Regions from separate parts of the Homo sapiens genome. Here region 2 is linked to region 1. Evidence: chromatin loops called from intact Hi-C (ENCODE). Cell type or tissue: psoas muscle. All regions are shown on one strand. Region 1 overlaps WNT5A (Wnt family member 5A). Region 2 overlaps ERC2 (ELKS/RAB6-interacting/CAST family member 2).

Region 1 (5,000 bases):
ACCACTTGGCTCAAACATCCCCTGACAACTCTTTTTTGTTCTCAATGAATGTAATTTTCGGGGTTTTTTTTTTAATAAAAAATGCATTTTATCCATCTGTGATGGACATTAAGCCAACTTTTCTCTTCAGTCAGTATAGACAGTTAATTGCCTTGATAAATTGCTTCTTACTTTGGGAGTCACTGCAGTCATATTAATTATAAGGGCTTTTTTGCATAAAAGTAGAGAAACCTAAAATATTCACACTAGAAAACATACATTGGACCACATCTGTCAAATAGTATCCTATACTATTTAAACAAAAGCAGAGGCAAACAAACAGATTTTTTAAAATCTTTGCCTTTAGCCCATTTGAAATGCTATCTCTTTGAATGGGGAAGTAAGACATTCAACAACGTATTTAAAATGAAGAATCGGACTGTGAGCAATACTCTTAATTTTTTTTTCAAGTTCCTAGGTTGACATCCCAAGCATGTGCTTTTATTATATCAATTGCTGACATCACAAACATAAATTGGATCACTTTTAATTAAAATTCTTTCTGGGACTAAAAATAAAGCTTTTAACGTCTATATCTTTATAGCCTCAGGAAATAGTTCTATTAGGAAAATTAAAACTTTGTTCACTTTCAATATATCCAGGATTCTAAAAGACGGCAACTTTTAGTTCGATGCTCGGGCCGTTTCAATTGTGGCTTAAAAAACTAACAGGCAAGAGAGTTTCGACGTTTAAAAGCATATACATGACTTGCTTCCCCCACCTACTCTTAAGAAACCAAAATAAGTGTTCTGCTTCTATTTTAAACAAAATGCTTTATAGAAAAATTAAGTGTTTGCAAAAATGAAGGTGTCTGTGATACTTGCCTCCTGATTTGATTAAAATCCAAAACTTATCATCAGGTGTAGGGACAGGAATTAACATCATTTGCTATAATGACAAAAATGCCCAAGCCACCACCCGAGCTGGAAGGCATCCTCCTTCATGCTTTCTATCAAGCATGAAGTAAATGCTAAGGATTTCTTCTAGGAAAAAAAGTTAATGTTTTAAAAAAATATTTTAAATGTTTTCCTACCTATCTGCATCACCCTGCCAAAAACAGAGGTGTTATCCACAGTGCTGCAGTTCCACCTTCGATGTCGGAATTGATACTGGCATTCTTTGATGCCTGTCTTCGCGCCTTCTCCGATGTACTGCATGTGGTCCTGATACAAGTGGCACAGTTTCTTCTGTCCTTGAGAAAGTCCTGCCAGTTGGCTGCAGAGAGGCTGTGCTCCTATAATATATACTTCTGACATCTGAACAGGGTTATTCATACCTAGCGACCTGCAAGGGGGGGAGATGTGCATTCAAGATTTACGTGAAATCTCGAGGTGGGCCCCCTGAAAGCATGTCAGCAATACATAGTTTTAAGCACACAGATGCTTTTTTCTCTCCTGCTTGTCCTCATGACAAAGTATGAGAAGGGCTTCATAAAACTCCTCTGTTTAAACTGCACTCAGAAAACGGAGGTATTGTGCAGTCCCCATCCTGCCATCTGGCTCCTCAGTTAGTATTTTCACTCCCTTCCTAGCCCCTGTCACCATATACCTGAACCAGTATTTCCAAAATCCACTCAGAAAAGGAGGAAACAGCAGTTTGAGGGACAGGCCTCTGACATTAGAGAAAGTGACCCACTTTGCCCCACAAATTGGACCAATCTGCCTTGAAAACTTATGAATGCTGAAAGTAGACACAATTAGATACGGGTAGGAGATAGCAGTTCCTTTTGACTGATGGAAGAACAGAGGGACAAGTATACAGACTGGAGAAAATTCACCATGTTTCTTGACATTTTAAAAGGGCTCCTTATGTGATTGTGAGGGACCCAAGACAGGGTACCCAGTGAACAGAAGTCATGTTTGACAGTCAGAAAAATGCTGTTCATTTACAGGGAAAAAAATACCCAGAATGCCGTCAAAAATAATCCTCTGGATATATTACAGTCTATCTACAAGGCCCCTACCCAGAAAGAAACCCCCACTTGGGGACATTTGACTACTTCAAGTTAACCTCCTTTTGATTACATTTCAAGCCCCAATACTTCTGCACTTGGAGTGTAGCTGTCCTCCTAGAACTCTGCCTAATTCAAACTCTGTAGGTTAATAATAATCTCGAGTAACAGAAGATAAAGGCTGAAACTCACTTTTACTACCTAGAGGTGGCAAAAAGTAAATTTTGTAGATAGGCTTACAATTACTAGCAAAGTGAATTTCTGTTCTTTTTTATTGCATGATGTACTACAAGCACACGTCTGAACAAGGGCTTCATAGAAACAGGCCTAGATTTATAGTTTCCCATTCCCTAGGAGCTGAAGATAAGCTTTACAATATTAACAAGTTAAAAGAAAATTCTGATTTAAAACTATATATAAGTAAAATGTATACATATGTCTTGCAATAAATACACCCACACTCACTATCCAGCATTAAATATTGCCGCATCATACAAACAAATCTTAAAAAAAGAAAAAGAAGAGGAAGAACACGCACATAGAATGAACTTACCACCAAGAATTGGCTTCAATTACAACCTGGGCGAAGGAGAAAAATATGGCCAAAGCCACTAGGAAGAACTTGGAAGACATTGCACTTCCAGCCATCCCCAAAGCAACTCCTGGGCTTAATATTCCAATGGACTTCTGGAGAGGGAAGAAAGGAGCAGATGTTTATTGCCTCTCAGATAATTTTCAAGCATACAAGTTTAAACAACGGAAGCATCCGGGGTCTCTTAAGTTTACTGTTGATTGACTGCGCTTCTCCTCCGTGAGTTTTTTGATGGCAAGATATAGGCAGTTTCTTTTTCCAAATTAATCCACCCACGCAACCTCACCAGGAAATCTGATTTCGCTGGGATCCTGTGCGCGGGGCACGCCAGCGATTACAAACGTGTCTCAATTCTGTTGAGTCAAAGCCCTGGTGCCAGGCGCTGCCTCCTTCCTGCTCGCTCGAGTCCCGCACCCCCTGGCCCCCCTCTAGTTGGTGCTGTGCTCAGTCCCTCCTGGGTAATTCACTCAGGAACCCGCTGCGGCCACCCTCCGTCCTCTCCCCAACCTGGGCCGAGCAACAAGTGGAGCCAGAATTAATTCCATGGGCGAGAGGAGCACGGAGGCGAGTGGAGCGCGCTGCCGCCAGAGGCTGCCAAGGAGGCGGGGTGGCCAGCGCGGGGGGTGGAGGATGGGGGCAGGACGCGGGAGGGAAGGGCAGGGGGTGGGGGGCGAGGCCCCGGGGACCAGCGCGCGAGAGTGCCCAGCTGGGAAATGCAGCTCCGAATTAACATCGTATGTTTCATAATCAGTTTACGAGCCGATGTGGGGAAAGCCACTTCCAGATGGGGAAGAGCAGCCCGGATTTCCTTAAGGACGTTCTTCAGCCAGACTAGGGAGGGGAGAAGGAGATGGGGGCCCTAGGGGATAATGGAGAGAGAGGTCGGGTCTCCCAACCAAGGAAACTGGAAAAGAGTGCCACCCTCGCCCGCGTCGCCTGTGGCCTCTTCCACGGACTGAGAGAAGGGATGGAACCCTAGAGGAAAGAAGGGAGTCTGGGTCTCGCTTCCCCGGGGAGAAGATCCCTTCCCTGCCCTCCCCACAGCTTTCTCCCAAATTCTGATTTTTCACTCTCCCTCCCACCCCACACCTGGCAGCTGCCAGGGAGGGAGGAGATGGGAGGCCCAGAGAGACTCCAGTTTCCCTTGGTCCTGATCTGGGGTTGTGGGCCACTTTGCCATCGCGGCACTGCGAGCCTGTCGTTGGAACTCTGCCACCCTGCCTCCAGTCTAGCCTCTCCAGCCCAACTCAGACTTGGTTCGGTCAGTGCCGAAAGGTGGGGGTGCGGGGCGAGGCCAGAGCCCTTGCAGATGAGTCCAGACGGGGCCAGAGGCGCTGGCTTCCGAGCCGCAGCTGGGCGCATCGATTCCAGGGCAAAGAGGCCCCCAGCGGCGAAGGTTCCCTTCCTGAAGAATTTCAGGGGTAGGAGTTGGCCTTGGAAGCTTCCGCTGCCGTTCCTCCCCACTGGTGACTTCTCCACCTGTAGGCGGCGGCGGAGCGAGTAGGTGGCGGGTGCGGGTGGGAGGAGCGGGTTTTAAAAATCCCCTTACACGTAAGTCTAACCCTGCCGCACTGCATCGCCCATAGCCCCTGAAGGAGCCCCTTCCACAGAAAAGAAAAGAAAGGTGAGCCTCTTTAAGGCGGTGGAAGAGCCTGGCTTGGAACCTGTGCCGTAAAAGGGGCAGAGGGGACCTAGGCAGCCCTGGTAAAGCTATGGGGCTCAGGGGCGTGCCAAGGTTTTTCTCCGTGAGCCGCCCCTTTGGCCTGGACGCTTCGGGGCTTCTCAAAGAGGAAATGCTTATGTGGTCCCCAGCGCCTGCTAAGCAGGGCTCCACACCCAAGGCCCAGTTGTCCCCAAAACGCTGCAAAGCTGGGGGGCGCATCCTGGAGAATGGAAATCTGGGGTTTCCCCAGCTAGGAGAGAGAAGGCTCCGGCTATCTCCCCACCCCCGCCCTAAGTGTCAAATTTCCTCCAGGGGAGGGAGTGGGCTGCAAAGTCTGCTTCTCGCGCAGCCCAGGCTGCAAAGTCAACTCTCCCCAAGGGCAGCCGATGCCGCGTGCACACACATCATACACATTCACACTCGTGCACATTTACACACTCACACGCGTGCATAGACACACACGCTGCGACATGTTTCCGAGTCAGCGGCCCAGATTGGTGCTGGCCGCGTGCACTTTCCAAGCTTCGCGGCGAGCGGGGCGCGTGGGGCGGGGCTCAAGCAGCAGAGAAATTGATAACAGATTCGGCGGATTACAGCGGATCTCTTTGTTAGAGCCGAAGCCACACAAACCGAACCCACTCCCAGCCCGAAGCCCCCAGGGAGAGTCCACCAGTTCCCAGAGCCCAGGCCAACTGAGAGCGGGCCCATCCGGTCACCAAGACTTGGGTCTCCCTGGCTCCAGGGTAGAGGTAGGC
Region 2 (5,000 bases), 420 kb after region 1:
TCTGGAAGAGACACCTATTGATGATGACAAATTTCTATCAGCTCAAATCAAGCCTGACTCCAAGCCTGATACCTCAGGATCCTTGCATCACAAGATCTACCTTGAACAATAGGGAGTGGCTTCCCTATATGTCACCTTGCTCTTTTAAGCACACAGAGTCCAAAGCACCCTTGCATCCTCCACCTGGCACAGCCTCTTCTCAAACACACAGTAGATAGTCAACAGATGTGGGAGGGAGGTTGGAAGGGAGAAAAGAAGAAAAGGAGCCATACTGTAGAAAGGTAATCATTACTGGTGATTTAGATAATATCCTATTTGATTCTCACATATTCCCAAAGAAGCAGACCATTTAAATGATGGATAACTTAAGCTCAGAAAGGGTAAAGGATTTTCAAGTGGTTTACTTTTTACCAGGATGTAAGACTGATTGTTGAATACAAATATAATGGAAGAAGTGTTAGAGGGGACTCTACTGAGAGGCTCTGGGAGGAAACCCAGGACCACAAGACCCTCAAGAGCAAGAAAATCCCTGGCTCATTTTCTATCACATAGTCAGCACCAACAAATGCGTGGATGAACATAAATTAGTGATGGATCTTGGGTCTCTTTTGTTTCACTGGAGTAGAATAGTCATTATCTGTTTTGATCCCAGCACTGTTCCAAAATGCCTTAGTTGATTTTTGTATTCTATTTCAGTTTTCCATTATTGTACAATAAATTATAGTAAACTTGGCTGCTTATAGTTCTACAGGTCAGAAGTCTAGGCAAGGTGTGACTGGGGTCTCCACTTAGAGTCTCATAAGGTTGCTATCAAGATATTGGCAGGCTGCTTTCTCATCTGGAGCAGCTCAGGGTCCTCTTCCAAGCTCATGGAGTTGAAAGATTATTCAATTCCTTGCAGATGTGGGTCTGAGGTCACCTTGTCATGTCCAGCTCATTGAAGCCACCTGTATTCTTTGCCGCACAGTCCCCTCAAATCTTTAAAGCCAGCAAATGGAGAATCTCCCTCACATCAAATCCATCTCATGCTTTAACTCTCCTTCTTCTGTAAAAGCCCAGTCCCATTTAAGGGCTCACCTTAAGGATTAATTAAGTCAGGCCCACCAAAGATAATGTCCCTTTCTTAAAGTCAACTGTGCCAAATAACATGCTTAATCACGTGAGTGACATCCCATCACTTCCACAGTCACTATCCATAAGATCGATGAGGCCATTCCCATACTCTGAAGGAAGAATCCCTCCACAAAATATCATAGCTTTGAAGACTTCAGCAGATAATTTTCATGTTGTAAATGCCATCTAGTCCCAAGGATGACTACACACTAGGTGAAGCAACATTCGAATCAGTGACTTGATACCGACTGAATCAGGATATGAAATTGACTTTCTTAAGAGTCATGTGATAAAAATGTCATAATTGTGTTCCCTTTTTATAAAACAAACCATCACACACAAACACAGACACATGCATTTTAAGTGTCATGTTCAGCAATAGCTACCAGTGCATCTTATGCTAACCCATAGATACCACCAGCAGGTACCGGTTTCCTTATTATTATAATTCAGGTAAGTAAAAAAATCACAGTAAAGCTTCATCATCCTCCAACTAAATATATCCTCCAGACTGCTGGCTTGGTTAGCTCCTCAGTGGGAGGAAAGCAAAAACCAGACATAACGTGCCAGAATGAAGTCTTCCGCTTCAATTTCTCCTTTATTTAAAACATTTTATAGGGGCTTTATGTTGACCCTATTGCTTCAGGAGAAGGAAATCCTCCCAAATGCGTCCCTAGGGCACAGCATCCCCCACAGTGACTTGGCTCCCTCCTCTCGGCGATTACTGCGACATGGAAAAAGTTCTTAATTGGTTAACCTTGGGAAAAATCACTTCATACAGGGAAAACTCAGAACAAAGACGCCCACCCAAACAGTCAGTTCTCCCCACGTACAAAGCGGCTGGTAAGGAGTATGAGAGGCACCACATGAGCAAGGCTGACCGACAGAACTTAGCTGCATTTTAAAGCTAAATAGAGGGTTCCTATGCTTTCCTTCCATCTCCAAATGGAATAAGTATTCACACAATCACAAGAGTAGATCCGCTAAACCTTGCCTCTCTTCCAGTCATCAGCGTGCTGCTCAGCATCCTCTTTGTACCCCAGGGAAGGAGACTGCTTTCTGGCCATCCAGCTGAACTAATGAGAGTGGGGTTTTGACACTGGGCTCCTAGGACCAGTTACTCTGCTTCTCACCTGGCTCCACACCAGAGATTATCCCCTAGCCCCTGCCAGGGGCTGTGATTTATCCCAAGGGAGCCTGGCGGAGAGTGGGCGGATGGCAAAGGTCAAATTCAGCCCACTCCTATAAAAACAACCAAAGTACACATCCTGATGTGCATAATTTTCATGCTTAAAATCAGCAACTTTTGTCTTTCTGGATTATCTTGATTCATGGAAACATTCACTGTTCATCTGGGCAGAAACAAAACATACTCACATCTTAACATGTGACACTTTCACAACTGGGATGAAAAGCTATCTGCCAGATTGTACCATTTATATTCACCTATTAAACTCCAAGCTTCACCAAATACCTGTATCATGCTTTGGAAATAGACATCTATGTTTTCCCCAAAAGACACATTTTCTACGATGTATGTCTTTAAACTATATTTTCAAAATAAATGATTTTCCCTAGTAGCTCTTCTCTGATTAAAAAAAATTCACCATTTTCATTACCAATATGAGATTATAGTCTAGTCTCCTATAAAGTGATTAAACATAACTCTGCATCAAATGTAACTCTGGTATCAAATAGTCTCAAGACAAATAAAAGTGAAAACATTGGATTCCTTGCTTTTTAAATGCCAAATGTTCACTCAAGGATCTGATTGCTTCAGCTGGGACTTTTTCTTTCTTGTACAGCTTCTGAAATATTTAAATTGCTTTGTTTAAAAATATTTCTCCTTATTTTTCCTCTCATTTCTTCAAGAATATATAGCTATAATAAAACCATGATACCCAGAGTTCAAGAGGAAAAACAGCCTCATTATTTAAAATAAGTAATAATTATACATATATCGAAATGAATACCCCATTTTGATGGGTCACATTCAGAAACCTTAAAGGCACCTCTATCTGGGCAATAGTTCCTTTTGGACTAAAAACAATTAGGCTGTGTAATTTTGTGCTGAATCCCTTCAGATAACTGTGTACGCACAGCCAGGCCACTTTCTCACTGGCATGGAGGCCAGGGCTGTCAGGCCCACTCCTCTGGTTAATGTCAGTAGCACTATGTATAAAAGGTGACTCCAGTGTGTACAAATGTTGATCTTTAGAGAAGTCATGCCTAGACTCACACACACATCCACTCTTTTGCCCAGTAGGTCAACAGCAGGAACAGAGGGCAGCCCAGGAAGGGACTTGCCAAGAGCAGAGGCTTATTTGTTAGGTTACATAGCCCTCGGGGACTTTCTTGCCTGAGATTAATCCATAATCCTGTTTCGTGTTTAAAAATTCAGGTTCTAAAAGCCTTGCCTATGAGACATTTTCAGAGGTGATGGAGAAATGTTCTCATGTACAGCAACAAATTAAGTGCCAGTGCAAGTGAGCACTGACAAGAAAGGAACTGTGTGGAATAGGTGGCACAACATTTTTGCCCTCATCCAAAATCATTTCTTTAAAGTTCCAAAATGGATACAGATCATATTTTAATGGCCAGAGTACCATAGGTAAAAATAGAATAAACACACACACACAAGTTGAAACCATCTATGGCTTTTCTGATTGCTGCACAAGTAAAGCAAAATCAAGATGCCCCCTGATCGAAAATACAGCAGAGGTTCTGAAGAAATATAATATTCGCTGATGTGACTTCCAAACTAAATTTCATCTGAATACCAAATAGTAAGAAGAGCCCTCATCTCAGCTTTGAACAATCCTATTTTTATTACATCAAAATTGTTTCTTCCCTTGCCAACCTCATTCTACCCCTTTTTGCTACAAACTTAATGTCCAGAAAGCTTCCTTTTACAACTCTAGCAGACCCAACCAAAAAAAGCAGGAATTCCTAATGCTGCAGAAACCATCATGAACATGTTCTCATCTGGATGAGTCTAATAAAGTATAACTCACTCTACTCTTCAGTGAAGAAAGAAAGCGTCTGGGGGGAAACACATTTCTGAACAAGATGGCCATGTGAACTCCTCAACACCCTAGACCACCGAGGTGTGGACAGAGCCAGCTGGCCTCGTGGCATCTTCTCCTTCAATTTAGACAGAAAGAAAAGCATGACAGTTAATAATCCACATTGCCATTTCAATGTGTGACTCAGCCCGTTTTCACGGTCATTCCTGCTAAGGTTTAACTTACAGTGTTTGGCAACAGAGCTGACCTTTTAAAAGCCAAAGGTGAGCATGGGAAGAGCATTTTCTCCCCAGATGCAACTTCTCTAGTCTAACAAAAGCAGCTCCCGTTTCCAAATATGAACAAAAAAGGAGACAAATCACCAAGCTTGTTGCCTATGTCTTGATGTGTTTCACGTTCTTCTTTTTGAGACAGAGTCTCACTCTGTTGCCCAAGCTGCAGTGCAGTGGCTCAATCTCGGCTCACTGCAACCTCTGCCTCCCGGGTTCAAGCAATTCTCCTGCCTCAGCCTCCTGAGTAGCTAGGACCACAGGCATGCACCATCACGCCCAGCTAATTTTTGTATTTTTAGTAGAGATGGGGTTTCACCATGTTAGTCAGGTTGGTCTCGAACTCCTGACCTCAAGCAATCCACCTGCCTCAGCCTCCCAAAGTGCTGGGATTACAGGCGTGAGCCACCACGCACATTCTTCTTTTTACTTTTTTTGTGGACCTCACAGTTTGGAGTAGTGGTGGTGGTGGTGGTGGTGGTCGTGTGTGTGTGCAGCATCCCTCCCGCCCCCTCCCTCCATAGGCCCTAGCACACGCTCTTCCACTTAACAGTAACTCCGAGGGGAAGTCACCATTTGTATAGGTGGAGGA

What was found. Hi-C counts contacts between places; a loop is a spot of excess contacts. Peaks named below come from ENCODE experiments on the same cell type or tissue, not always from the same donor. Only the 100,000 strongest peaks of a DNase experiment are listed, where the experiment ranks them.
Region 2: it touches region 1 in a loop (10-fold over the local background); 22 of 110 quality-filtered maps call a loop at or near these places.

Annotation. Positions count from the first base shown.
Region 1 is chr3:55,478,242-55,483,241 of GRCh38, forward strand. WNT5A (Wnt family member 5A) reads right to left here. Exons shown (of 5, transcript NM_003392.7): 2 at 2,544-2,677; 3 at 1,073-1,323. Among named protein-coding and RNA genes, the nearest start is that of WNT5A, 6.6 kb to the right of the region's middle. RefSeq lists an enhancer at 3,674-4,284. In psoas muscle, no CTCF peak of the experiment used is centred here; DNase peaks (open chromatin) are centred at 3,050, 3,900 and 4,800; H3K4me3 peaks cover 2,566 bases; H3K27ac peaks cover 346 bases; H3K27me3 peaks cover 1,274 bases.
Region 2 is chr3:55,900,553-55,905,552 of GRCh38, forward strand. All of the region lies in intron 13 of ERC2 (ELKS/RAB6-interacting/CAST family member 2), which reads right to left. Among named protein-coding and RNA genes, the nearest start is that of MIR3938, 50 kb to the left of the region's middle. In psoas muscle, no CTCF peak of the experiment used is centred here; no DNase peak of the experiment used is centred here.